3 separate regions of the Homo sapiens genome follow, and regions 1 and 3 are each linked to region 2. The links are chromatin contacts, found by Hi-C or POLR2A ChIA-PET in ENCODE. All regions are on one chromosome and are shown on one strand. Each heading gives the region's core, a stretch centred on a gene start or an enhancer-like site at or near the end of the contact. The rest is flanking DNA. Distances are from core to core; before and after follow the strand shown. Region 1 holds the start of TMEM200B (transmembrane protein 200B). Region 2 holds the start of EPB41 (erythrocyte membrane protein band 4.1). Region 3 has its middle 37 kb from the start of OPRD1.

Evidence for each region. Hi-C counts contacts between places; a loop is a spot of excess contacts on that map. ChIA-PET counts read pairs that join two places held with the same protein, here RNA polymerase II (POLR2A). Pooled maps may share reads with other maps.
Region 1: a map of ascending aorta shows a loop between it and region 2 (2.1-fold over the local background). The contact joins the promoter of TMEM200B here to the promoter of EPB41 in region 2. A Hi-C loop is called at or near these places in 2 of 168 maps with a recorded cell type or tissue (ascending aorta and sigmoid colon) and 14 of 50 pooled maps. POLR2A ChIA-PET finds 5 or more read pairs at or near these places in 7 of 52 experiments (Caco-2, H1, T-cell and 3 more).
Region 3: a pooled map shows a loop between it and region 2 (4-fold over the local background). The contact joins the enhancer-like site here to the promoter of EPB41 in region 2. A Hi-C loop is called at or near these places in 1 of 37 single-sample maps with no recorded cell type and 7 of 50 pooled maps. POLR2A ChIA-PET finds 5 or more read pairs at or near these places in 7 of 52 experiments (CD4-positive, alpha-beta T cell, H1, T-cell and 4 more).

What each region holds. Positions count from the first base shown.
Region 1 is chr1:29,120,975-29,125,792 of GRCh38, forward strand. TMEM200B (transmembrane protein 200B) reads right to left here and starts at 2,929. Exons shown (of 2, transcript NM_001003682.4): 1 at 2,882-2,929; 2 at 1-874. The coding sequence starts at 854. RefSeq lists a silencer at 284-663 and enhancers at 2,343-3,202, 3,203-4,062, 4,063-4,818.
Region 2 is chr1:28,912,269-28,916,750 of GRCh38, forward strand. EPB41 (erythrocyte membrane protein band 4.1) reads left to right here and starts at 2,301. Exons shown (of 21, transcript NM_001376013.1): 1 at 2,301-2,500. RefSeq lists a silencer at 2,066-2,725 and an enhancer at 2,946-3,105.
Region 3 is chr1:28,773,358-28,777,791 of GRCh38, forward strand. No RefSeq gene overlaps it. Among named protein-coding and RNA genes, the nearest start is that of OPRD1, 37 kb to the right of the region's middle. RefSeq lists an enhancer at 1,800-2,094. Within about 2 kb of position 1,999, at least 22 of the 41 ENCODE cell types and tissues checked have a DNase peak (open chromatin) inside an H3K27ac peak, as active enhancers do; they include CD4-positive, alpha-beta T cell, where a contact is called at or near this core.

The DNA.
Region 1 (4,818 bases), core at 1,679-4,178, 210 kb after region 2:
CGTGGCCAGCTTCGGTGAGCACAGTCCCGAGCTGCTGGGGCCCCAAGGAGGAGCTCCCCAAGGCCCAGATCCAGAGACTTGGAATGTTCAATGCAGGAGCCAGACGGCTGCACGGTGATGATCACATGGCCAGTCTGCGTCCGTGGACCCCAGGGTGGGGGCAGCCCGGGGCCCTTCAGCGGGTAGCTGTTGAGCAAGGCAGGTAACCCCAAGCGAGGATTAGCGGGCTCTGAACGCAGACTCCGCACTGACGGGACGGGTGAAGTACCCCGACGCGGGGACGGGTCCCAGATTTCTGGCTCTGCGCAGCCTACGGCTCGGGGACTCCTAGGGCCGGGGCTGGGAAGGAGGGCGCAGTCCCAGCCCGGGCCGTCGGGGGGCCGGAGCGCCTGGGCCCGCAGCACCCCCTGGCGGAGCCGTCGCGTCTCCAAGTCTCGGTTCTCATACAGCAGTGTGTTGGCGCAGATGAACACGAACAGGCCGACGCCCATGATCACCGGCCCGAGGAGCCGCAGCCGCTCGTGCGGGCCGTGAGCCCGGCCCCCGCCGCGACCCTCGCGTCGCAGCTCGCTCATCTGGGGCGAGCTGGCATTGGCGGCCCGGGACCCTGGGGCCCCGGCCCGGTGCGGCCAGTAGCCGGCCACTGCAATGCCCATACCCACCAGTACCACGAGCGCCCCCAGCGCCGCGAACGCCCCCGACGGCGAGCGCAGCCGCAGCCGCGCCCGCACCCGCAGAGGCTCGGGCGGGGAGCGCGGGCGCCGGCGGCGGCCCAGGCGGCGGCCCAAGCGAGAGACGCGGCCCTCGGGGCTCCTCCGCACCTCCCCGCATTCTTCGGGGCTCCCGGCCGTCATCTCGCCGTCGTCTGGGCGCTCTGCGGAGAGAAGATGGGAGGCAAGGACTGGACCGACGGGCCTCTAGCTTCAGGGCGCCAGGTTCGGGGCGCAAATCCGGGAGGGAAGCTCCGGCCGCCCAGCCCAGGCCGCTTGGAGATCCCTGGCGGCCACCCCCGGATTTTCCCGGGCGGCGAGGCGGGGAGCCGCCCGCGCTCGGGTTTTCCGCAGCGGAGCTCCGAGCCAGGCACGCGCGGCAGAAGCCGGAGTTGGCCCGGCCAGCGGGCGGAGAGGAGGGAGGGGGGCGCAGGCTGTTCCCTGGCGCATCCCGGGCTGCAAATCTGCCGCCTGCGTCCGGTCCGCAAGCCCGCGGGTCTTGGGCCTCGGGAAACGTGCGGCCCCCAGCTGCCGCGTCTCCAGGGTAAGTACCTCCCGGGCTCGACCCCACCCCCGCACGTGGCTGCACCGTAGCAAATGGGGCGGGGGCGCTCGGGCCTCCCAGGTCCGCAGGGGTCGCTCGCCGGGCCCCACCTCCCCCCTACTGTGCTTTACATACCGCAGCGCGGGAGGAGGGGGCGTCACCGGCTCCAGCCTCTCCCTGCCCGCCCCCTCCTTCCAGACCTCCTCCGCCCGCAGCGAAGCTGCAGCAGGAGCGACTTGAGCTAGACACCGGGAAGACCGCTCGGATCAAGACCAGCCAGGCAGAGGAGGAGAGGCGGCGCCGACTTCGCCCAAGATTTCCATCAAGTCCACGCATGAGAGGCCTCTCCCTCCCCCAGCGGTCGTGCTGGGGCCACGGCAGCAGGCGGGGGTGCCGGTGCCGGGCGCTGGGCCCCGCCGGACGGATGCCCTCCCGGCTCCCCCGTCGGCCCGGGCAAGGCTGTTCCCAGGTTGCGACGTTTCCAATTCGGGCTCCTCCGGATGAATCATCCCCCTTTCCCGCCGCCTGGCCTCCTTTCCCGCCTCCTCCGCCCGAGGCCTCCGTGGCCCGTGGCCCGGTCAGAGCAGCACCGCCCCTGCGCCTCGGGATCCGGGCCGCACAGCTTAAGCCCTCCCGATTGCTGGCCGCGCCCTGCCTGCGGCCTGTGGCCTGGATCCCGGGCCCAGCAGGAGTAGCCGAGCTGCGTGCGGTGTGGCCCCCACGAAAGGGAGGGCGAGGGAGAAGACGCGGCCCCCGCCCAGGCGCCCCAGGCCGCAGGAGAGGAGGCTCAGGGCCTAGCTGTCCAGGGTCGTCCTCACTGCTCGCGTCCGCTTCCTAAAGAACCACCGCGCTGGAGCCCGCAGCCGAAACCTCGGGGAGGCGGCCTTGCTCCCCGACCCACGCCCCATCTGCACCCCAAACCTCAAAGCAGGACACCCATCCCTGCCTCCGACTGGAGCGCTCAAGGCCCGGGCCTAGCAGGGAGCCGCCACTCTCCCGCGTCCAAAGCCTGGTTTCACAGATTGCAACTACGGCCCAGGGAGGCCGGGGAGACTGCCCGACCCCGCACTAGGCGGGGGCTCTGCCAGGTCCGACGCCGGGCTCCGGGGCCCCAGCCCTAGACCCCTCTCAGGACAGCCACGGGAGTATCCAGGAGGAAGCGAGGCCCATCCCCTCCTTGTCCCTGAGTTTGCAGCCCTTTCCCCAGCCCGCAACCGGAGGAGCGATCATCGCTTCAAGCCAGAACTGGCGCTCTCAGCCCCGGCTCCAGCAAGGTCACCCGGAGCCCCGCGCGTCGCTGCCGCGAGGGAAGCGAAAACAAGCAGAGTGGGGACATGGGGACACGCTCAGAGACCCCGAGCCGTGGAGGTAGTGGGCCGACGCTGGGGACACCAGGGAGGCGGAAACTTGGGGACACAGCGCACAGCCCGACAGAAGATGCTGGGGCCGAGTCCCCAGGACTCCAGGGTCCCGCCACCGCCCGCGTCCACACTCCCGCCTGGGGGAACGGGAGGGCCGCGCTCCCGCCCCCAGGGGCCCTGACCGAGGGAGGGAGGGAGGGAGGGAGGGACCAAACGAAAAGTTGGGAAAAGTGGAGTGCGGACCCCTGGACCCCAGCTCGGCTCACCTGGCGCCGCAGCGCCGCGCGGGTCCGGGTCCCAGTCCGCGCGCGGAGGCTCCAGAGCCGCCCGGGTCTCCACGGCCCGGCCCCAGCCCCGCCCCGGCCCCGCCTCCAGCCCCCGGGACCGTCCGACCCGCGCCGGGCCCGGCCCCACCGCCGCTGAAAGGCGGCAGCTCAGGTCAAAGGATCGCAGGTAGGCGCCCTGTGCGCGCCTGGTGACTCCGGGCACCCGTGGCCCGAGTTCTGCCATCCCCACTCTCCCACCCCCAGCTTACATCGGTCGCAAAGGCCCACAAAGGCGACCCCTTCCTACATGGGGAAACTGAGACCCGGGACCCAGGAGCCCCGACACCCGCACGTCCTTCCCCGCTTCCCAGAGCCCCTCATCCCAGGCGCCCGGGGAGCTTCCAGGAGGAGGCGGCCCGAGTCCCTGCTCTGCCCCGGTCCCGCAGCCCTTGCTGTCGCTGAACCTCGCGGACTTCATCTGTGCAATGGGCACCAAGGCTTCAGCCTCGCAAGATGCCGAGAGGCAAGAGCCAGACGCCAAGGGCCAGCCCGGGGCGACTCCGCAAAGCCCTCAGCGAAAGCAGCGCCCGGGGAGGGGCGGGCCTTGTAGCTGAAAGGACCGGACGGGGTGCGGATGTGCCGCCGGGTACTCCTAAGAACAGGCGCCCCTTCGCCAGTGGGGGAGCGGGCTTGTTCCCAATAACGGGGAGGGTGCTGAGAGCTGCGACCCCGCCGGCGAGCCCGAAGGGGGCGGCCCGGCCTTCGCGCCCTCCCGCCCCTGGAGGCAGGAATGCAGAGCGGGGGAGCCAGGGCGGCCGGCGGTCGGCCCAGTTTCCATGATGCGGGGGGCGGGTTCGGGGGAGGCGGCGACCGATTTCCAGGCTCAGCGGTCAGGCCGGGCCCCCCGGGAGGAATTTCCGGCCTAGGATTGATTAAGGCCCGCCCCTCCCCCCGGCCGTGGAGACCCCCGGCGCGCAGCCGGGGGGAGGGGCGCTAATGAGACCCGGCTGCGCGCCGCGGACAGGGAGGGGACCCGAGGAAGGGGCGGGCCAGGGGCCGGGGCCACCCCCCGACGCGGGGCGGAGCCGGGTCCCGGAGCCGCACGGCCAGGCCAGGCCTTGAACCTGAGCTCCCACCCTCTGGGTCGGCGGAGGAGAGTGGGGGTGCATCAGTGCCCCCCGGGACCCCCTCTTCCAGCTCTTAAAAGCCCCCTCGGGGGGTCGGTGAGGTAACGGGCGGACCAGAGGGACCACAGTGGGGAAGACCGAGCCTCGGCTCCCGGGCTTCATCCCTGCGAGGCCGTGTGCGAGATCGAAGCCAGGGCCTCCTTCTTGCCTCCCCAGTCCGACTGGAGGCTCCTGAGGTCTCGGTCCGCTCCACGGAGGCCTCCCTCCAGCATCTTTGCTTGGGACCCCCGCCCCCATCAATCCTCCGCTTCGTCCACTCCCCGCACACTGACCCCACCGCGGTCGCACCTCCGCCTCCCAGCTCTCCCTCCCACCCCTGGGCTCCCTCAATCCCACTCCATGCCTGCCTCTCCCAGCCCACTGCTCTTCCTCCAATAAGCCCGGCTTCTAGTCTGACTCCCTGGGCCCCTCGATCATCCCCTGCCTCCAGCTCTGTGAAGGGCCCTTTGTCCACCCAAGCACGGGGTCAGCCTTGGCCCCTTCCTCTCCCCCTCTCATCCCACTCACAGAGCCTTGGGGGCCCTGCTCTTTTCATCTGGGGCCAGCCACGTTCTCCCTTTCCCATGGCCACTGTCCTGCTCCGGCGTCCAGGCTCCTCCTGGAGCCCATGGTCTCCTGCCTCCCCGTGTCCTAGTGCGCTGCAGACAGGCAGCAAGGGTTTCCACTCTGAATCTGAGCCTGCCACTACCTGCTTAAAACCATCAGTGACTCCCCAAATCGAGTTGGAAATCTCTTCTTGTCTCCACGAAC
Region 2 (4,482 bases), core at 1,051-3,550:
AGGCACAATAAATAATAAATATATAGTAGAAAGTCAAGTAGGGTAAGTGCTATGAAGCAAATTAAAGCAGGATAAGGGTGTTTGAGTGGAGGGTGTTTTAGATGGTATAGTCAGGTGGTTTTCAAGGGGTTTTATGATGTTTCAAATGGACAATTTACATAACGTGCTCAGCTCAGTGCTAACAACAATTGCATGCTTAACAAATATATTATTATATTTGCCAGTTCCACACCTCTCAGTCCACATTTTAGTCTCTGAATAGTAATAATAATTAACACACATAGATCTTACTATGAGCTAGGCACTGCTCTAAGTCCTTTACATATTTTAACTCATTTAATTCTGTTTTCCTTTTTCTTTTTTTTGAGATGGAGTCTTGCTCTTGTCACCCAACCTGGAGTTCAATGGCATGATCTCGGCTCTCTGCAACCTCCACCTCCTGGGTTCAAGTGATTCTCCTGCCTCAACCTCCGAGAATAACTGAGATTACAGGTGCCTGCCACCAGGCCCAGCTAAGTTTTGTATTTTTAGTAGAGATGGGGTTTCACCATTTGGCCAGGCTGGTCTCGAACTCCTGACCTCAGGTGATCCGCCTGCCTCAGCCTCCCAAAGTTCTGGGATTACAGGCATGAGCCACCATGCCTGGCCTAATTCTTACAGTAACTCTGTGAGGTGGGAACTATTATTATCCTTCTCCCTCCCCCAACCCTCGTTTTTGTTTTTAGGGATGGAGTCTTGCTCTGTTGCCCAAGCTGGAGTGGAATGGCATGATCCTAGCTCACTGTGGCCTTGAACTCCTGTGCTTGAGCAATCCTCCCACCTCAGCCTCCCACTATAGGTGGGAGTCCCAGCTACTTGGACATATTATCCCCTTTTATGGTGTTGAAAAATGAGGCACAGCCGGGCGCGGTGGCTCAAGCCTGTAATCCCAGCACTTTGGGAGGCCGAGAAGGGCGGATCACGAGGTCAGGAGATCGAGACTAACACGGTGAAACCCCGTCTCTACTAAAAATACAAAAATTAGCTGGGCGTGGTGGTACACGCCTGTAGTCCCAGCTACTCGGGAGGCTGAGGCAGGAGAATCGCTTGAACCCGGGAGGCAGAGGTTGCAGTGAGCCGAGATTCCGGCACCGCACTCCAGCCTGGTGACAGAGCGAGACTCCGTCTCAAATAAATAAATAAATAAATAAAAGAAAAATGAAAATCAAACCATTAGAAAAGGCTGGAGACTAAGAATTGAACCCAGGCAATCTGTTTCCAGAGGCTGTGCTGGGATCGTGAAGGGGCTGTGATTAGATATCAGGAATGTCTAGCTGGCATCTACAGACTCTGCTGTCAGATGGCCTGGCTTCTTATCCTGTCAGTTTTAAGTCTCTCTGCTTCAGTTTCCTCATCTCTAAAATAGAACACCAGATCCTATCTTACCTTCTAGGTATCATGCTTAAAACAAAAGCCTTCTTTCTGCACTGTGGGTCCGAAGCCTGTTCACAGACCAGCCTAGCAGGGAGTAGGAAGGGTCAAGGGGTCTCTGACACTTCTGGAAGGAAATAAAGACACACTAAGCAATTGTCAGAGCAACCCTCAGTTCATCTGGAGACCAGACCTCGGAAGCTAGGTCTTTATAATGTTGAGATTGCCAGGGGGGAATTAGGAGATCCTTAAATGCAGAAGACAGGTTCAATCTTGGCGTGGTCTCAACACTTAGCTTCCATTTCAGGCCTTACACAGCTGGCACGAGAGGTAAAGTCTCATCGAATGTCAGGGTTGGAAGGGCGCCTAGAGACAGTCAAACTAGTGGATGGGGAAACTGAGGTACAGAGAAGCTGAGTGACTTACCCGAGGTCACTAAGCGTTTAGGGGGAGTCAGTTGGGGTAGCCTGGCTACAACCTCTACGCGAGTTACTTCCCTGAGGCTTCCAAATCTCGGCCTCTTACTTGGAAGGAGGAAAGGGCCTCACCGTCCAGGGCTCTAGCTGCCTCATGCCCCACGTGGGTGCTGCGGGATCCCGGAACACCCCGGCTCCAGACCGGGTTCGACTTGCGCGTGCGCACACGCGGCCAGCCCCTTGCCTTTTCCTCTCTCTTTTTCGTTCCCCTCTCCTCTCCTTACCGGCCTAGGGGAGGGGGGAAACAAGGGGAGCTAGAAGTTGGCCTCAGCCAATGGGCGGACGGGCCGCGGGCCCGGCCCCCTCCTTCCCTCCGGCGCGGCCCAATAGAAATTTACTACAATGTTGTGGCGAACTGAGGGGGAGGGGCGCGGGCCGGCGGGCGGGCTGCGGGCCGGGCTGGCCTCGCCTCGCAGAGGGAAGGCGGGAGGGCGCGCGCCAGGGTCGCTCGCTCGCTCCCTCCCTCCGCTGGTGCGTTTAGTCAGTCAGCCAGCAGCAGCCGGCGGGCCCGCGAGCCGCAGAGGGCCCGAGCCTCGGACGCCGGCGCCTCCTCCTGCCATTGTTCGTCGGGCTGCAGCAGTGGCGGGCGCAGGAGCCCGGCCCCGGAGCCACCGGTGAGGCGAGGCGGCGGCGGCGGCGCGGGAGCCGGGGCGGTGGGCGTGGAGCTGTCCCCGTGGGGACGGTCCTGGCGGCCGCGGCGGCGCTGCAGCCTCTTTGTCTGCAACCCCCGACAGGCCCCGGGCCGGGGCGCGGGCTCTCCCGCGGAGGAGCCTCGTGTGCACGCCGAGTCGCCAGCCGGGACGCGGCCCGAGGAGCGAGGGGCGGGCCAGAGCCGCTGAGGAAAGGGGAAGGGGTTGCGTCGCGGGAGTGTTGGAAAGTTAGGCTTGAGATGTATTTTTGACGGTCCCCTCGGGTGCGTCAATCACGGTGCGGTGTGCAGGAGCCTCGGGAGGAAACCAAATGCGGAGAATCGCAGGTTTCAGACGGTGAAGGTGTTGCGTGCAGCCGCGGAGCGATTTCTTCCTGGCGAGGGAGCTGGGCTGTCTGCAGAAGTCAGGCGGAATCTGAGGACTGCAGGGAGCCCTGGCAAGACTTCGCAGGCCTTCCCGCCACCGACGCCTGCATCATTGAAAAACATGTTCCCCCTTAGTCTTCTGGGTTCCCAGCGAGCAGAGGGTTAAATCTATTCTCTCAGCGTCGTGACCTCCTTTTTCAGTTCGCGCATCTGTCGGCTTGGAAATCTTCCTCCGTGCTCGCTGGGCTGCTGTACCTGTGGAGAGGCCGGGTCTGGGCTCGCCCTCCGAGATTGACCAGCAGGCCATTATTCCTGGGGAGGTTTTGCCAAAACAGGTCATGCTCCCCAAGAACAGGCATTCTCTTGAGAAAAAGTGATCTCACGTGAAACAGATTGCTGATGGACTGGTTTCTGGCCACATGATAGCGACTGTCATCCTGTTGTTTCTTTAACTGTACCCTGTACCCTGCCATAAATGACTAGTCTGTGGAGACTTGTTTTTTGGCATGTAGTTGTTCATTAGGAGATAGTTTTTTCTTTTTCCTTTTTTTTTTTCAGATGCTTTTTTTTTTTTTTTTTTTTGTAGTCTGGGTGATTTCACAGCTGCTATTTTCTTCCCTTCTGTTTTTAGGGAAAATTGCAAGAAATGGTTGTGTCTTGTGTCTTGGATATTATTATAGTGGATTTATACTCTCTTGAGGATGTACTGTAGTCAATGCTGTTGCTCATTGTTGTTTTCTGTATTCTCAGTCCTGGCAAAAATTTTAGTTGGTTTGATCCCTTTAATCAAAAGCAGGATATATAGCCCGTATATGTTTCTTCCCGTCCCAGTTTTGTTAATGTAGCACTAACCCCTACTTTTTATGGAAACTTGATGTACTCTTCATTTTCCTTTTCTGTAAATTGAAAGTGTAATCAGTTCTTCGCCAGTTGTAAAATTTTTGGTTTGGGGTGTTATTAATATAATCCATGTAGCGTACATGCTATCTGGCGTACAGTAAGCACTCAATAAATGGCAGATTCAAAAATAGATGTAATAACTGAACACCAGATTGCCTTAGAATCAAAGTAGTTAATTCAGTGTGCTTTCTATAAGAAGCTTATAATTAAGGTAAATATAGATATTATTCATACACCTGGGGAAACAAGTACAGTATATCTTTGGCACTATTAAAAGTGAACTATGTCGGGCACGGTGGCTCACGCCTGTAATCCCAGCACTTTGGGAGGCCAAGGCGGGTGGATCACTTGAGGTCAGGAGTTCGAGACTAGCCTGGCCAGCATGGTGAAACCCCATCTGTACTAAAAATGCAAAAAAGTAGCTGGGTGTGGTGGCATGTGCCTGTAATCCCACCTACTCAGTAGGTGGAGGCAGGAGAATCGCTTGAACCTAGGAGGCGGAGGTTGCAGTGAGCCGAGATTGCACCACTGCACTTCAACCTGGGCAACAGAGCAAAACTGTCTCAAAAAAAGGTGAACTCATTGTTGAACATAAGTTCAGAATGCCAACCTTCTGATTCCTCTGTCTTCTACCAACAAAACTATACATTTTTCCTTGTATGTTTGAATTCAGGCTTAGAA
Region 3 (4,434 bases), core at 749-3,248, 140 kb before region 2:
GCACTCTATTGTAAGGAGGTGTCCCTTCTCTGTATTTATTCAGTATATCAGTATGGATTCACTTTTGCTCAAATTGTCTCAGCTTTGGCCATTAGGAGCTCCTTAAAATTGGCTCCTTTGTTTTCTTGACATGCTGTCATTATTTTTGGTGGTCTGGCTTTGTGGCTTATGCCTGTAACCCCAGCACTTTGGGAAGTTGAGGTGGGAGGATTCCTTGAACCTGGGAATTTGATACCAGCCTGTGCAACATATTGAGACCTGGTCTCTACAGAAAATAAGCCAGGTGTGGTATGCTCCTGTAGTCCCATCTGCTGGGGAGGCTGAGGTGGGAGGATGACTTGATCAGGGGAGGTTGAGGTTGCAGTGAGCTGCCTAACAGCAAGGCCCTGTCTCAGAAAAATTTTCTGGTGTCTGCCCTTCTGGTACTGTAAGATGTTCCCTGGGAATCTTGTATTTTCCCTGCCCCAATTCCACTTTTTTCCAAGAAATTCTGCTTCCTTTTATTGGAGAATGTTTCAGAATTATCGAGGTGTTTTTTCGTTTTGTTTTGTTTTTTGCTTTTAAGATACAGCGTCTCTTGCCCAGGCTGGAGTGCAGTGGCGCAGTCTCGGCTCACTGCAATCTCTGCCGCCTGGATTCAAGTGATTCTCCTGCCTCAGCCTGCTGAGCAGCTGGGATTACAGGTGCCTGCCACCGTGCCCGGCTAATTTTTGTAGTTTTAGTAGAGACAGGGTTTCACCTTGTTGGCCACGCTGTTCTCAAACTCCTGACCTCGTGGTCCAGCTGCCTTGGCATCCCAAAGTGCTGGGATTACAGGCGTGAGCCACCGTGCCCGGCCCTATTGAACTTTTTTTAAAGGCAATTCTTCAAATTGCAATGGATTATTAAACTGGGACTTATTACCAGGGTAAGTGGAGAATTATTGAGACTAATCAAAACACTTAACCACTTTATTTTGTCCTCACCTTTTAAAAAGCTACATGTGAATGAATCCTCTGGAATTAGAGGGCTTCCACTTGACAGTACTTCAGCTAGGGTATGGCTCAGTGCTCATGGGTTTACATCCTTTCACGATGTCTCTGTTAAGCCTTGTAAATAGAGACCCCAAAACGTTAGAAGTCCTACCTAGAATGTTTGAAGTCCTGGTTCCCACACCTTGGAGCTTTCTCTACCAGTGAGAAAGTAAATGCTCTTGTAATAAAAGTTTTCGGCCGGGGGCAATGGCTCACGCCTGTAATCCCAACACTTTGGGAGGCCAAGGCAGGTGGATCACCTGAGGCCAAGAGTTCGAGACCAGCCTGGCCGATATGGTGAAACCCCGTCTCTACTAATGTCTACTAATAATACAAAAATTAGCCGGGTGTGGTGGTGCACGCCTGTAATCCCAGCTACTCGGGAGGCTGAAGCAGGAGAATTGCTTGAACCCAGGAGGAGGTGGAGGTTGCAGTGAGCCGAGATCATGCCATTGCAGTCCAGCCTGGGCGACAAGAGTGAAACTCCGTCTCAAAACATACTAAAAAAATTAAGTTTTCGTTTTTCATTATGGAGCTAACATTGCACTTGATGTTACCACTTATTTGACTTTTATTTGAAAGTTGACTTGTGGCCTGCGTGTCATGAATGTTTTGAAAATGAGAGTGGAAGTAAAGGTGTCCCTAGGATTCAGATCTGTAAGTCCACTTGCAATCAATTTTTTCTGCTTTAGGAAGCAATGCCACTTTGTCATGAGCATCGCTCATCGCTAGTGGTTTCTGGGCAGCTGGTGCACCTCCTTACTACTGAGAAGCCTTTGGAACTGTGATGTTTAATTACAGCTGCCGGGTTTGCACGTGGGAAGCTGACATGGTGTGGTGAAAGCCAGCGGTCTTCAGCTAGTGGAGGGAATTACAGAAGGTCCCACGCCCTTTAGGGCCCTTGGCTCCGGGTTTCCGGGACAGGCTCTGGAGCTCCGCCTGCGGGGGCCGGGCTTGGCGGCTGGACGGCGCGTGCGCCGTGCCTGCGGATGGAGGAGGGCCACCTTCTGCCCGGCTGTAGCCAGGTTCCCTCCATGCTTCCCCACCCCGTCGCAGCCTGGTTTTTGTACGCCTTCTCTCTGACGGCGGTTGTGCCACCTTGAGCTGCGGCTCAAGATGGTGTCCGCCCTTGCTTCTGCGCCTGTGCGGAAGCGCCCGGCCCTCACCTGCGCAGGTGAGCTGGGTCGTCTGAGAGGGAAATGGGGTTTCACACCACCCTGCTAACCAGGCAAAGATGACATTCGTGTCATGTGTAGCTTATTGCTTTCTTCGGCCTCTTCAATAATGCTCAGACATGAGGCTTGGTAAAGGTTGGAAAGCTGTTAGCCGACCTGCGGGCCGTGGGTTCATGTACTCGAAAAAGTTGAGGTGCCTCTGAAGGGCAGCTCCCCGAGGAAACTCCCAATTTTGCTGCCCTCTCCAGGTGTGCGTGTGAGTGTACTCATCTGTTGTTTCCATGTGTTAGTTAACCTGTATTTTGTGAGCTCCTGTCGCTACTATTGTTGGGCATTGGGGAAAAGAGAAATAAATGAAGATTCTTGTTTTCTCAGCATCCTGTTTAAGGAATATACCATCTTATATTTGGCGAGCTCCATAAGAGCAGAGCTACCCAGAAAACTGCCCCTATCTATATTGGCGTTTTTTCCCTAGCTTTTCTTTATCTCTGGAAACCACAGGAGCCCTTCGCCTCTTCATCGTCCTCCACAGCTCAGCTCTCTCTCATAGGCTGTCTGTGCCATCCTTCAAGAGGTCTGTGATACTGGGCAGGTCAGAGAATTGCTCTGTGCACGCATTTTCTCGTCCGAAAAAGGAAATTGCCTCTGAAGCCACTTGATGGTATGAGTTTTACAGGGATTTAAATTGACGTTACTGGTGCTTTTTTTTTTTTTTTAAATGGAATCTTACTCCATCTCCCAGGCTGGAGTGCTATCTCCCAGGCTGGAGTGCAGTGGCACGATCTTGGCTCACTGCAACCTCTGCCTCCAGGGTTGAAGCGATTCTCCTGCTTCAGCCTCCCAAGTAGCTGGGATTACGGGAGCCCGTCACCATGCCTGGCCAATTGTATTTTCAGTAGAGACGGGGTTTCACCTTGTTGGTAAGGCTGGTCTCTAACTCTTGACCTCAGGTGATCCGGCCACCTCCGCCTCCCAAAATGCTGGGATTACAGGCGTGAGCCACCGCGCCGGGCCCCAGTAGTGCTGTTCTAATTTAAAACAAACAAACAGCTAACACAGTTCAGACAGTTACACATGCAGAATAAAAAGTGTGTACAGGCCGGGCGCAGTCCATCCTGGCTAACACGGTGAAACCCTGTCTCTACTAAAAATACAAAAAATGAGCCGGGCGTGGTGACGCGTGCTTGTAATCCCAGCTACTCGGGAGGCTGAGGGAGGAGAATCACTTGAACCTGGGAGGCGGAGGTTGCAGTGAGCGGAGATCGCACCACTGCACTCCAGCCTGTGCGACAGAGTGAAATTCCGTCTCAAAAAAAAAAAAAAAAAAAAGGACCACTAACGTCAATTTAAATCCCTGTAAAACTCATACCATCAAGTGGCTTCAGAGGCAATTTCCTTTTTTGGATGAGAAAATGCGTGCACAGAGCAATTCTCTGACCTGCCCAATATCACGCAGCTCGTGAAGGATGCCGCAGACAGCCTATGAGAGCAAGATTCCGTCTCAAACAACAACAAAAATCTTGGTATAATATTTGGCTAGGCCGGGCGCAGTGGCTCATGCCTGTAATCCTAGCACTTTGGGAGGCCGAGGCGGGCGGATTATGAGGTCAGGAGATCGAGACCATCCTGGCTAACATGGTGAAACCCCGTCTCTACCAAAAATACAAAAAATTAGCCGGCGTTGTGGCGGGCGCCTGTAGTACCCGCTACTCGGGAGGCTGAGGCAGGAGAATGGAGTGAACCCGGGAGGCGGAGGTTGCAGTGAGTGGAGATCGCACCACTGCACTCCAGCCTGGGCGACAGATCAAGACTCCGTCTCAAAAATAAATAAATAAATAAAAATAAATAAAAAACATTTCGCTAATCTATCCTTATAAACCTTTTTAAAAAAACACTTGCTTTATAACATATAAAATCAGTATATGGGCCAGGCCCGGTGGCTCATGCTTGTAATCCCAGCACTTTGGGAGGCTAAGGCTGGAGGATTACTTGAGGTCAGGAGTTTGAAACCAGCCTGGCCAACGTGGCGAAACCCTGTCTATACTAAAAATACAAAAATCATCCCGGTGTGGTGGTGCACACTTGTAGTCCCAGCTACTGGGGAGGCTGAGGTAGGAGAATCACCTGAGTCTGGGAAGGTCAAGGCTGCAGTGAGCCATGATTGTGCCACTGCACTCCAGCCTGGGTGACAGAGTAAGACCTTGTCTCAAAAAGTAAAATCAGTATATGTAGCATGTTTGTGTTCC